2 separate regions of the Homo sapiens genome follow, and region 1 is linked to region 2. Evidence: read pairs that join two places in POLR2A ChIA-PET (ENCODE). Cell type or tissue: B cell. All regions are shown on one strand. Each heading gives the region's core, and the rest is flanking DNA. Links, peaks and the distances in the headings are about the cores only. Region 1 overlaps ZNF280C (zinc finger protein 280C). Region 2 has its middle 30 kb from the start of BCORL1.

Region 1 (6,405 bases), core at 829-5,828, 290 kb after region 2:
AGAGAAACATTTTTAATGTTTTTTAAAAAACTTAAGATGTGTAATGGAAAATTCAAGTTGGTTCTTTTTCCACCGAACAAACTAACAGGTGGTTTAAATTATCTTGTTTACTCCCTATATACAAAGTAGAAACAACTAATGTTGAATGATAATACCTCACTCATTCATATGAAAAGGTTTAGAGTTAGTATAATGACTTTCAAAGTATGTTCCCCTTAATCCAATGGGTCTATCTTAGAAAATGTAATGGGTATGTCAGATAAAGAAACTCTGCTTTTATGTTTTATTAATTTCTGCATAAATTTTATCTGAGTAAGAATTTCATTGCTAAAGATAGTTCTGAGTTTGAGAGCCACCACCTTAAAGACCAAAGGATTATATAATTCAGGGCATTCCCAAGACATGTGGGGCTATTTAGGCTATAACCAGACCCAGCAAAAGTGATTTTTGAAAATAATATACGATTGTACTTTGTGATAAGGGTTCTAAAACTGCATGTCGTGTTTTAAAAGCTCACAACTGTACATTAATAGGAGAAGCAGTAGAGTAGATATATGCCAGGAAAGTAAGTATTACATTAATGGGTTCCTCTGTTAAATCTGTGTTTCATTCTTTGAGATAAAAATGATTTTTTCCTTAAACAGAAATGATTTTTTCCATCCTCAAAGCACATAATTACTGCCAGCTATATTGAAGGCACCTAAGACTAATTTTTGTGTAATCACTAACATTTTTTCTGAGATGCTTAGGTTACTTTAACAACCAATGAGTGCTAGTACTTTGGACTAGGCAACTGATTATATAACCAGCTGGATAATAGACTGTTTTAATATATGCTTATTTTAAGCATGATGAATCTAAGTTAAATAAAATCAACCTGAGCTCAATAGTTTTAAATTCTGACCCTTTAGCTTACTTATTTGTGTTGTGTTTGGCTTGCGGTGTTCCCTACCTCAACTCTTCTTATCTGTGCTAATAAAAATCCTATCCTCATTCTTCAAAATCAAGTTCAAATCCAACTTTCTCTAAGAACTCTCCATGATCATCTTAGACAGGAGTCCATTAATCATGCTTCTGAACATATAGCACATATTATCATGCATGATTATCATTCTAACAACTGTTTATTGTCAAATCCTTTAAAATTGATAATGCATTTTTCACTTTCCACTTATTTTATTTGGGCCTCAAAGAAGCCCTGAGATAAAGAGAGCAAGAATTAAAATTGAATATCCAAATGGCTGGCTCATTTCAGGTCTGGAGAATAAATGCTTTATGTGAGAAAAATGAAAGTATTTTAATAATGTGAGAAAACTGAGGTATAAAGAGGTTAGATGACTTGATAAAAGCCACAAAAATCTTTAGAATAAAGGCTTAAACCTGTACCTTCCCAATCAACTATAATCCTATTTACTATTCAGGACAAAGTCCCACTCTCTGCTGTATTAATCTTAGAGAGAGAGTAGGAGTCACTGTCTTTACCCTTTGGAAGCTTCAAGAATTCAGACTTTTTCCATGAATAAAGATCATGTGCTTTGCAAAACCCGAGTTAAAACAACTGTTTTATCTCCCTGTTTGTTTCGGTTCTTGGCTATTTTACTATCTAGATAAGTGACACCTAGATAGGTGAATATCAAACCAAGTAATATAAAAATGGGAAAATATTTTTGGCATTCATATGACTATAATTTTTTTGTTTTGGTTTGGTAAAGGTTATATACTAATTTATGAGTAAATAATTACATATGCAAAAAAATTGTGTTCCTCTTTCCATTTAGTGAAACATATCAAACTAGGTAATATAGAGAATAGTAATTGCTTTGATTATAGGGAATTTTTCAATGAGACAAAATTCCTTTATTGGCATACTATTTTAGGTTAATGAAGAACTTTGTTATGGTGGACATCAAAGAACTGTAACACTTCAATTGGAAAATTTCCATTATTACTTCAAAGTATATTTACTGAGTACTTACCATGTGGAAATCACTGTTTCTTTAGTTCGTTCATTTTACAATACTACTCTATAATCATATTTAACTATCATATCCACATCATTTATTTGAATAGAAAGACATTAGCATATTGAGAAATCAACTATAACCATGCACGTTTTCTCATATTAAGTGTCTTCCAAATAATTACTACTTGTTTTCGCAGAGTATTTAAGGCATCAGGGGACTTCCTTGACTCACAGAAATTATATTAAGATTGTTCAGTCCATGGCTGGTTCCAAGTGAAAAAGAGTGCAAAGAATATGTGCTAGCCAACTTAATAGAAATAAATAAAACATTCTATCACTAAATACAATTTTCTATATCACCCAAGAAAGGCATTCAGGAATGATTAGCTCTATTCCATGTTATAATATATGAAAAACTTAACATGAAGGTATGGGCTTCAAAACAGAAATTCAATTCCATATGTATATTCGACAAGTCTCTTTTTATAATTTTTATGAAAGAGTGCTAAACCAAACCTTCTCTAAAAATTGCTGGTATGTCTTGGGATGGTGGTAGTGATTCCTGGGTCGAGTCAAACAGTAAAATTGAAGAATTATCCGATCCAACTTGTGAATTCTTTGTAAAATCCTGTAAAAATTTATAATTATTTTGTTTCATAAACTTTTATAGAGATAAATTTAGCTGTATGTCAATACTATAAAGAATCTTAATAACTCAATTACTAATATGGTATAAAACACAAAGGTAATTATTAGTCTCTGCCAAAATTAGCATCTACTGGGTGAGGAGTATATGGGAACTCTGCATTATTTTTGTAATTTTTCTGTAAATCTAAAATTAGTTTGAAATAAAATGTTAAAATTTAAAAATAATATTACAGGCAAAGTAGAGGTTATATTTTGGAACAACTTTTCTGCAAGGAAATTTTAGCAGTATCTATATCAAGGGCTTTTTAAAAAAAGTTCATATTCTTTGGTCCAATTATTCCAATTACTCAATTTCTAAGAATCTATGCTAAAGAAATGAAAATGTTTAATGAAGAATGATTTATAATAGCAAAAATTGAAAACCTGTATGTATAACAATAAAGAAATGACTAAATAAATTAAATGATACTATCACATAACATCATGTTTTTGGGAAATACCCAATGACAAAGAACAATGTTCCCAGTACAATGTTCAGTGAAAAATGAGGAATAGATATCAAATATATATTAATATGGTCCCCTGACTGATATACTCTAATGTCACCCTAACCATCTACAGAAAACGAAAATCAAAATACAGTATATATTCTTCCCTGTCTCTTTTCTAACCTATCCCTCCTTACACAATACTTTTATAATGAGGATATAAAGATTTTGCTTGCTTGTTTTGTGCTTACACTTTGAGAGATGATTAGGTTTTAGACTATGACTTAATTGTAACCAAGTGCAATCTTACCACAAAGTAAATATTTTCTCTAAATATTTTTTATTTAAAAGTTTAAAAGTGGAAAATATCCGTTTGCAATTTCCAAAAATAGTTAACAGAAGTTCCTCTGAATAAAGGTAACACTTTCAACCTTTTCTGAGGTGACATCTCTGATAAATTAAGTACCACAATTTCGGAAAGCAGACACATTATTCAACAAACAACCTGTTAAATAATTCTCCAATTGGGAATTTCTTATGTCTCATAAAATATTTCAGAAAGATAACAAATGTAACAGTAAGGCAGACTAGGCAAGAGGCTGAGATTCAGAAGACCTGTCCATTTATTTAACTATGTTACCTTGGGCAAGCCACTTCTGAGCTTCAAGTTATTTACCTTTCCAACTGAAATAAGAGCCACTAATAATTATGTATTTAAAATGTACTTGCCTCTTTCACAGTACATGTATTTTATTAATAGTTGTCATAACAGTATGAATAAAGACCTAATATTATCTCACATTTTATAAATAGGTAAACTAAAATTTCTCGTAGTTAAGGTTCCCAGTACAACCCAGCCTGTTACAGATGAAGGAGCTGGAATCAGAACTAAGGTCCGCCTGATTACAAAGCCTGTGTCCTTAAGCTATATCTTTAAAAGAGATAATAATAATACTCACTTTAAAAGAGATAATAATAATACTCTCCTTCCCTGCCTGAAAGAACTGAGATACAGATAATGAAATAGATTTAAATTTTTAAATAAAATTTCCTTATGTAGGATTCTCAATTCATTCGAGAATATCTGTCTGTCATTCTCAACTCTGGCTGCACATTACAGTCACTTGGAGAGTTTTACAATGTCAACACAGTGAAGAGCACAAATGTCTACGACAATAGTTTTAATCCCACAGATCCCTGAAAGAGACTTAGGGAACCGTAAGGGTACACCACTGCTCTAAGGCAATGCTTCCATTTAAAAAGTACATACTTAATGGGGCTGAGTGCAGTGGCTCACGCCTGTAATCCCAACATTTTGGGAGGCTGAGATGGAGGATAGCTTGAGGCCAGGAGTTCAAGACCAGCCTGGGCAACACAGTGAGAGCCCCATCTCTAAAAAAAATTAAAAGCCAAATTAGCTGGGCATGGTGGTGCATGCCTGTAGTCCCAGCTACTTAGGAGGCTAAGTGGAAGGATCGCTTGAGCCCAGGAGTTGGAGGCTGCAGTGAGCTATGATCATGCTACTACATTCCAGAGTGGGTGACAGAGCAAGACCCTGTCTCTAAATAAATAAAGTATATGCTTAAATGTATAAATGGATGTGTGTATACACATGTTTAAAATTCTGGGTTAACCTGGATTGAAATACCAGATCCATCATTTACCAGCTGTGTGTCCTTGAGTGAATCATTTATCCTCTCTGAGCCTGAGTTTCCTCAACTATAAAATGGGAATAATAATAGTGCCCATCTCAGCTGGGCGTGGTGGCTCACGTCTGTAATTCCACACTTTGGGAAGCCGGGGGGGGGCGGGTGGCAGATCACCTGAGGTCAGGAGTTCGAGACTAGCCTGGCCACCATGGTGAAACCCTGTCTCTACTAAAAATACAAAAATTAACTGGGTGTGGTGGTGCGTGCCTGTAATACCAGCTACTCGGGAGGCTGAGGTAGGAGAATCTCTTGAACTTGGGAGGCAGAGGTTGCAGAGAGCTGAGATCACATGACTGCACTCCCACCTGGGAGACAGAGCAAGACACCGTCTCAAAAAAAAATAAAATAAAAAAATAAAAATTGTGCCTACCTCATAAAGATGCCATAAGAATTAAATAAGATTAGCACAAAGACTTGTACATATTAACAGGCCAGTAAATGTTAAGTATTATCATTATCTATTACTTTTATTAAAAGTTTTTAAAGCTAAACTATGAAAGTATGATTTCAGAATAAGCAATAATGACTTCAGAACACTCTTTCCAATTTAAGAACACTTGTTTTAGTTTATTAACTTAAAAATGTGGCCATTATGCATTATTCATGTTGCAATACATTTTAGTTTTTTATTTTGTTGTTGTCTTTTTGAGATGGAGTCTCACTCTGTTGCCTGGGTTGGAGTGCAGTTGTGCGATCTCGGCTCACTGCAACCTCTGCCTCCCAGGTTTAAGCAATTCTCCTGCCTCAGACTCCCAAACAGCTGGGACTACAGGCATGCGCCAACACGCCTGGCTAATTTTTTTTTATTTTTAGTAGAGACGGGGTTTCACCACGTTTGCCAGACTGGTCTTGAACTCCTGACCTCAGGTGATCCACCCACCTCGGCCTCCCAAAGTGCTGGGATTACAGGCATGAGCCATTGCGCCCAGCCTTTATTTTTTTTATTAAATAGAGACAGGGTTTCACCATGTTGCTCAGGCTGGTCTCGAACTACTGAGCTCAAGCAGTCCACCTCCTTCAGCCTCCCAAAGTGCTAGGATTACAGGTGTAAGCCACTATGCCCAACCTGATCATACTTTTTCACTCATATTTAGATAGTATAGTTTTCAATACTGTATTTAAGCATATTAGCTGATTTATTAATATGTTGGACAATTCCTGCAGTTATTATTTTGGGTTTTGGTTGAGTTATATCATAAAGATGGGGATTATTTTTCTACTGAAATGGTAACTAGCTATGACAGTTCACAATTTTTTGGGTTTGTTTGTGTTGGCTTTTGTTTTTTTCTTGAATCAGGATCTCACCCTCTCACCCAGGCTGGAATGCAGTGGTATGATCTTGGCTCACTGCAGCCTTGACCTCCAGGGCTCAAGCAATCCTCCCATCTCAGCCTCCCGAGTAGCTGGGACTACAGGTGGTGCACCACTATGCCCAGCTAATTTTTTGTATTTTTGTAGAGATGTGGTCTTGCCATGTTGGCCAGGCTGGTCTCGAACTCCTGGGCTCAAGCGATCTGCCTGCCTTGGCCTCCCAAAGTACCAAAGATTACAGGCGTGAGCCACTGTGCCCGGCTGACAGATCACAATTTTAACTCAG
Region 2 (6,405 bases), core at 592-5,591:
AGGCCAGCGGGTCCCTTGAGCTCAGGAGTTTGAGACCAGCGTGGGCAACAAAGCGAAACCCCGTCTCTACTAAGAATACAAAAATCAGCTGGGTGTGGTGGCAGCCACCTGTGGTCCCAGCTACTCAGGAGGCTGAGGTGGGAGGATCGAATGAACCCAGGAGGCGGAGGTTGCAGTGAGCTGAGATCGCACCACTGCACTCCAGCCTTGGCAACAGAGTGAGACCTTGTCTCAATAAAATAAATATTTGTTTTCTTCTCTCTGTCTTCTAAACTTTTGATAATGAGCATCTGCTTTTTGCCTTTTCCCAACAGTCCCTTTCCTCATCTAATTAATCCTTGGATTAAGAATAAAAGGAAGCATTCTCTCTTGCTCCTTAGAATTTGTGATCTCTTTCTCAGTAAAGCCCAGAGCCCCTGGTGGGGAGGCACTCTGTCCCCAGTCCTGAGCACAGAGGGGCACACAGTGATGTTGAATAGATGTTTATAGAATAAAGGACTGAATGAAGGAATAAATGAGTAACAGTCACAAAAAGGTTGATCGTGATGACGCTACTGGCTTGTATACACAAGGTGTTTGGTGAGGGAACAGTTTTTCACTACAACGTTGAGAAGGGTGCCCTTAGATCTACAGCCTTCCTACAAGACTTTGGTCCCCTTGCCCTGGGCTCCCAGCCAGCAATTTCTCAAGTGATATCCCTAGCCTTTGGGACCCCACGTTCTGGGCTGCCACCCAGTGGGCTTGTAGCCATGTCCTTCTCCCCACTGAAATACCCCTGTGTTTGTCAGGCCCCAATTCCTAGTGCAGCCCAGTGGTAGCCAGAGTGGACAGTGGTCTAAGCTCAGGGAGATGATGCTGGATTCCCAGGGCCCTTGGGAAGCCCCCTGTGGCGAACAGGGAGTTGACTGAATTTTGCAAACTAAAAAGAATAACATGACCAGGTGCAAGTGGCTCACGATGCCTATAATCCTAGCACTTTGGGAGGCCGAGGCGGGTGGATAGCTTGAGCCCAGGAGTTCGAGACCAGCCTGGGCAACATAACAAACCCCATCTCTACAAAAAAATACAAAAATTAGCCAGGTGTGGTGGTGGGCACCTGTAGTCCTAGCTACTTAGGAAGCTGACGTGGGAGGATCACCTGAGCCTGGGAAGTGGAGGCTACGGTGAGCCGTGTTTGTGCCACTGCACTCCAGCCTGGGTGACAAAGAGAACCTGTCTCAAAAAAAAAAAAAAAAAAAAAGGAATAACAGATAAAGTGATTCACATGATTAAGATGCCAATAGGAAAGAATCAAGATGCCCAAAGAACACCTGACCTGCTCATAGGGACCTGGAATCTGGAGTTGGAATCCCTGACTGGGCTTTCCAACCTGTGATTCCAATTGTGAGCCCACATGTGTGACAAGAGAGAAAGGCAATGCCAAGGCAAACCTCTCAGTGCCCCTGGACCATACTTACTTAGAGTGGGTGGCTACCTCCTATCCTTGTGGGGCAGGGGGACAGGGGACAGGATACTGACTTCATTTCCTTCTGGCCCGTGTTTCCTCAATGGAAAAAGCAGGCTGAGGAAAGTTTTCATGGGACTGGTAGCACTTTGGAAAATCATAGCCAATTCCCAGTAATCACCACCAACGATGGGCCAGCAGTAGGGCCTGCAATTAAAGAAAAATAGTAATGTTTACAATCCAATTTGTTTTATTTTAGTTAATTAATGTATTTATTTTTGAGGAAGAGTCTCTCTATGTCGCCCAGGCTGGAGTGCAGTGGCGCAATCTTGGCTCACTGCAACCTCCACCTCCCAGGTTCAAGCGATTCTCCTGCCTCAGCCTCCTGAGTAGCTGGAATTACAGGCACCTGCCACCATGCCCGGCTGATTTTTCTATTTTTAGTAGAGACGAAATTTCACCCTATTGGCCAAGCTGGTCTCAAACTTCTGACGGCACCCGGCCCCAATTTTTGTTGTTGTTGGTGGTGGTGGTGGTTTTTTGTTTGTTTGCTTGTTTAGATGGAGTCTTGCTCTGTCACCCAGGCTGGAGTGCTGGGGCGATCTTGGCTCACTATAGCCTGTGCCTCCCAGGTTCAAGCAATTCTCCTGCCTCAGCCTCCCGACTAACTGGGACTGCAGGTGTGTGTCACCACGCCTGGCTAATTTTTGTATTTTTAGTAGAATCGGAGTTTTGCCAGGCTGGTCTTGAACTCCTGACCTAAGGTGATCCACTCGCCTCGGCCTCCCAAAGTGTTGGGATTACAGGCGTGAGCCACTGCACCCAGCCCCCAGTTTGTTTTAAAACAACAGATTTACCTTTATAATTAAGAACCAGTTCAGGTTCCTGTTAGAAGCGGCCAGCCTTTGTTCCAGTCTTTCTCCCCTGAATAATCCTTCCACCTGCCCCTACGGCCCTTGGGTTCCAGAGCTCTCAGCCTTCAAGGCCTGCCCAAATCCTACTTTCTCCAAGAAGTCTTCTAGTTCCTGTCATTTCTCCTTTCTCCATACTCCCTCTGGCATTTTGCTAGCACAGGGCACAGACCCTTCCACTGTCAGCCTTTTCTGTCTGTCCGTGACCTCCTCTCCCTCTAGAGTAAAAGCTTCCAGAAGGCAGCTCAGCCGTTTGGCCCATCTCAGCAGCTTCTTGGACCTAGTACAGTGGACTCCTCCGCCAGCCTCATTTGTTGTTGCCCAGTGAAACGGACAGAGTGGAATGGGGCCTACCCAGGGCCCCAACTCCCAGAAGGCTTGGAGTGGGGGACTGTAGGGTCCTGGAGATTCCAGATTCCAGAGGCCCTGGGGAAGCCCCCTGTGGATAACAGGGAATTGCTTGTATTTTGCAAGCTAAAAAGGGGTATTAACCAGGCCCAATTACAGCCCCACTGGTCGTTTCAGGAGTGGGGAAGCGTCAAAACTAGCTGCCTGGGCAGAGTGAGATAGCGAGAATAAAGGGCTCCTTCTGCCGGAGGACGGGCTCTCTGGCCCCCATTCGGTCACTGGGTCCCCCAAGTGTGAGGCCAGAGAGTTGAGACTGGGGAAAATAAGGAAAGGGAAGAGGAGAGCCGGGCCGCCCTCCCCTCCTCCCTCCCGCTCTCCTTTCTCTCGCGGTCCACGCTGGCCTCCCTCTTGGGCTCTTTGTCTGTCGGTCTGTCCGTCGGCTTTCTCTCGCGCTGCCTCTCTGCGCGCTCGCTCACTCGCTCGCTCTCTCTCTCTCTCTCTCTCTCTCTCTCTCTCTCTCTCTCTCTCTCTCTCTCTCTGCCTCTTCGGCTCACGTGACCGCTTGCTCTCAACGGCTCCGATCACCTCTTCCTGAGGCAGCACCTTTCGGTTGGTAACAGGAGACACTCGCTTGTTGGGGGCAGGATGGGTTTCCTTCCTCCGCTTTTTCCTCCTGGCCTTCTCGGGCAGTTCCAGCCGCTTCTCTCTGGCGCAGCCTCTGGCCCTCCACCCCTCCAGCCTCTCCCAGCCCCCATAGTGCTCGTTTACTCTCCCCTTCCCCTCCGCACCACCCCCCCACGCCCACCGGGGCCTCCCTCCTCCCCGGCAGCCAGCCCACTTTGGGGAGGGGGCTTCGGCGCAGGGGACAGACAAAAGGGCCTGGACGGACCCGGGGGCACCCCTCTGCAGCTCCCCACAACCACGTGGCCCCTCCCTCCTCGGGCAGCCGGCAGCTTCCCCCTCCCCTGCCCAGCCGGAGGTCTGGGGAGTTCGGGCCCCGAAGCATCCTTCCGGGCCTCGCTGGCGCCAATCGCTCCGCCGCGGGTGCTGAGCCTCCGGGTGCTTCGAATACCAAGGAATGCACCGGGCATGGGTGGGGGACATGCTCCGGGGGCGGAGGCAGCTTTTTCGGTTCCCAGGCTGGAGAACGGCCAGCCAAAGGGAGGAGACTCGGCCCCCGCCGTCGGAAGGTTCCCGGTACAGTGGGGTTGACAAGATCTCCAACCTCAGGGAGCTCCAGGTCTGATAGGAGAGACCCAGTCTCTCTCCCTTTAGCAGTTCAAACTCAACAGTAAGGATGAATCCAAAAGTGGGATGAAGGTGCCCTGCAAAAGCAGAGCTGGCCTATGTATTCGTGAACTTCTGGCTGAACCAGATTGTTTTTGGGCCATGTTGTCCAGCACTTAGCGAGCTGCCCTTCCCATCCTACCAACTCCTGCCACCAAAAGTTGGAATGGAAAGTGAGCTCCTTCCCATTCCATACCGTGGTAAAATTTAAACAAGGCCATTGAAGATGAAGGTTATCCAGTAAATCAGCCAAAACATTCACAAAACATTCTCAAAGCAGCCTCTGTAAATGCACTCTTAGCTAGGGTCTAGAGCCATGGCACTAGCCTGGCCCTAGATACCATGTGTATGCATTTTAGAGTCTTCGGAGGTACTGTTCCCCTGAGTCTCCCCCTCGCCACCCGCTGACCACTTAATACCATTTTAGTCAACAAGGCTAAGTCCCCTCAGGGGATATGCCTGTGGCCAGAGCCACACTTGGTGCACTTTAGGCATAGCCCTGGCCAATCCCAGAACAAAAGACCCAAATGCTGGGAGGGGAGGGGTGACAGAAAGAATTCCATCTCTCCAGTATCTTAGGGAGGGATTTGAGCCGAGAAGGGCCTCAGGCTTGACAGGGACCAGCAGAATAGCACTTGCCTGCAACCAAACCTAGTAAGAATGGCCACCACAACTACTATTTATTGAACCCTCACAAACTGCCAAGTACATAGCACACTAATCCCAATAACAGTCTTATATGGTAGGTACTATTATTATCCCCGTTCAACAGATAAGGCAACTATGGTTCAGAGAAGGTAACTTGAAGAGGTCACACAGCTGGTTAGTGGCAGAGCTGGGTTTGGAATCCAGGTCTGGCCAATGCCCAAGTCCAGCTCTCTAATCACTATACTACCCAACCTCTTTCCCACAAAGAGTGATTCTAAAACTCTCCCAGAAGCAACAGAGACAACTGGGTCAGGGCATGGTCTTGCTGGAAACTGGCTATTTGCCAAAATGTAGAGAGGTCAACAGGCGCCCAAAGTCACCCTGCTGGCTTTGTAAATGCCACAGAGACTCCCACATAAAAGTCCAGACTCCTAGATTCCTAACCTAGAATGCAAAGGAGACATCCTATCTGCCCATCCCCACAGACATCATCCCACTTCCGGTTTCTGTCTTCTGGGTAGCAGTGAGGTTTTCAGGATGCCAGGCTAAGGGTGAGCTTCTTGGAGGCAGTGTTGTGGGGATGGGCTTGATAATGGACCCCCGCTGCCCTACCCCCAGTCCTCCCTGGAGGGAGGACAAATAGGCCCATTGATTTGAAACTCTCCCAGAGGGCATTAGAGTAATGACTCTGGACTGTGTGATGCCTACACCCGCTTTGACCTGCTGACTGACCCCTGCCCTGGGAGGTTCCAAAGGCCACAAATCTCAGTTGCTTGTGGGCCATGTGGTTTGTGGCTGTTTGTAGTATTGGAGGGGAGGGGGAAATGAGGGGGGTAAGATACACTGCTTCTCACTGTGCTGGGCTTCCCAAGAGAACTAGCAAGGGGTGGACAGGGCCCCTTCTAAACACTGCCAAGACACACTGCAACTACTGATACGGGCTCCATCATTTATTTTTGAAAGCAGGAGGGCTCCTGGCTCATTTGCATAAATGTTTGCACTGCCTGCTATATTTTGATTTGGAAGAAGGGCACCAGGGCACAGAATATACATAACAGATTTGTAACTGGGCAGCTTGATCCTGTCCCTGGCCAGGCGAGCCAAAGATGGCCCCTCACCCTTTGTGTCTATTTTTGAAAGCCCCTCTTAAGTGCAAAGCCCAGCACCAAGGATGGGTGGCAATAGAAAGACCTCGCCCTGAATGGGGTGCTTCTAAGCCAGGTGTGTAGGTGGATGGGTAGATAAGGCAGCACTTGACTTGAAAAAGGGATGAACGGGCATGGTGGCTCACACCTGTAATCCCAGCACTTTGGGAGACCTGAGGCATGAGGATCACTTGAGCCTAGGAGCTTGAGACCAGCCTGGGCAACAGAGAGAACTTGTCTCTACAAAAAACATGTTTTTGAGAATTAGCTGGACATGGTGGCGCGCACCTATGGTCCCAGCTACTTATGAGGTTGAGGTGGAGGGATCGCTTGAGCCCAGGAGGTCAAGGCTGCAGTAAGCCATGATCGCTCCAATGCACTGTAGCCTGAGCAACAGAGCAAGAGACCCTGTGGAAAGAAAGAAAGAAAAAGACAAGAAAGGAAAGACAAGAAAGAAAAAAAGGAAAAGAAAGAAAGAAAGAGAGGAGGAAGGAAGGAAAGAAGGAAGGAAGGAGAAAAGAAAATGGCTGGAAGTCTGGATTCCTAATTTCTATCATTCAACAAAGAAACATTTATTGTCTTCTATGTGCCGGGCACTTTAGTAGACACTGAGGTGAGATGA

Evidence for each region. Peaks named below come from ENCODE experiments on the same cell type or tissue, not always from the same donor. Only the 100,000 strongest peaks of a DNase experiment are listed, where the experiment ranks them.
Region 1: POLR2A ChIA-PET joins it to region 2 with 10 read pairs; 2 of 35 experiments call an interaction of 5 or more read pairs at or near these places.

What each region holds. Positions count from the first base shown.
Region 1 is chrX:130,237,103-130,243,507 of GRCh38, forward strand. It overlaps ZNF280C (zinc finger protein 280C), which reads right to left. Exons shown (of 19, transcript NM_017666.5): 6 at 2,480-2,591. Among named protein-coding and RNA genes, the nearest start is that of ZNF280C, 29 kb to the right of the region's middle. In B cell, for the core only: no CTCF peak of the experiment used is centred there; no DNase peak of the experiment used is centred there.
Region 2 is chrX:129,949,613-129,956,017 of GRCh38, forward strand. No RefSeq gene overlaps it. Among named protein-coding and RNA genes, the nearest start is that of BCORL1, 30 kb to the right of the region's middle. RefSeq lists an enhancer at 3,236-3,966. In B cell, for the core only: no CTCF peak of the experiment used is centred there; a DNase peak (open chromatin) is centred at 3,229; H3K4me3 peaks cover 1,246 bases; H3K27ac peaks cover 491 bases.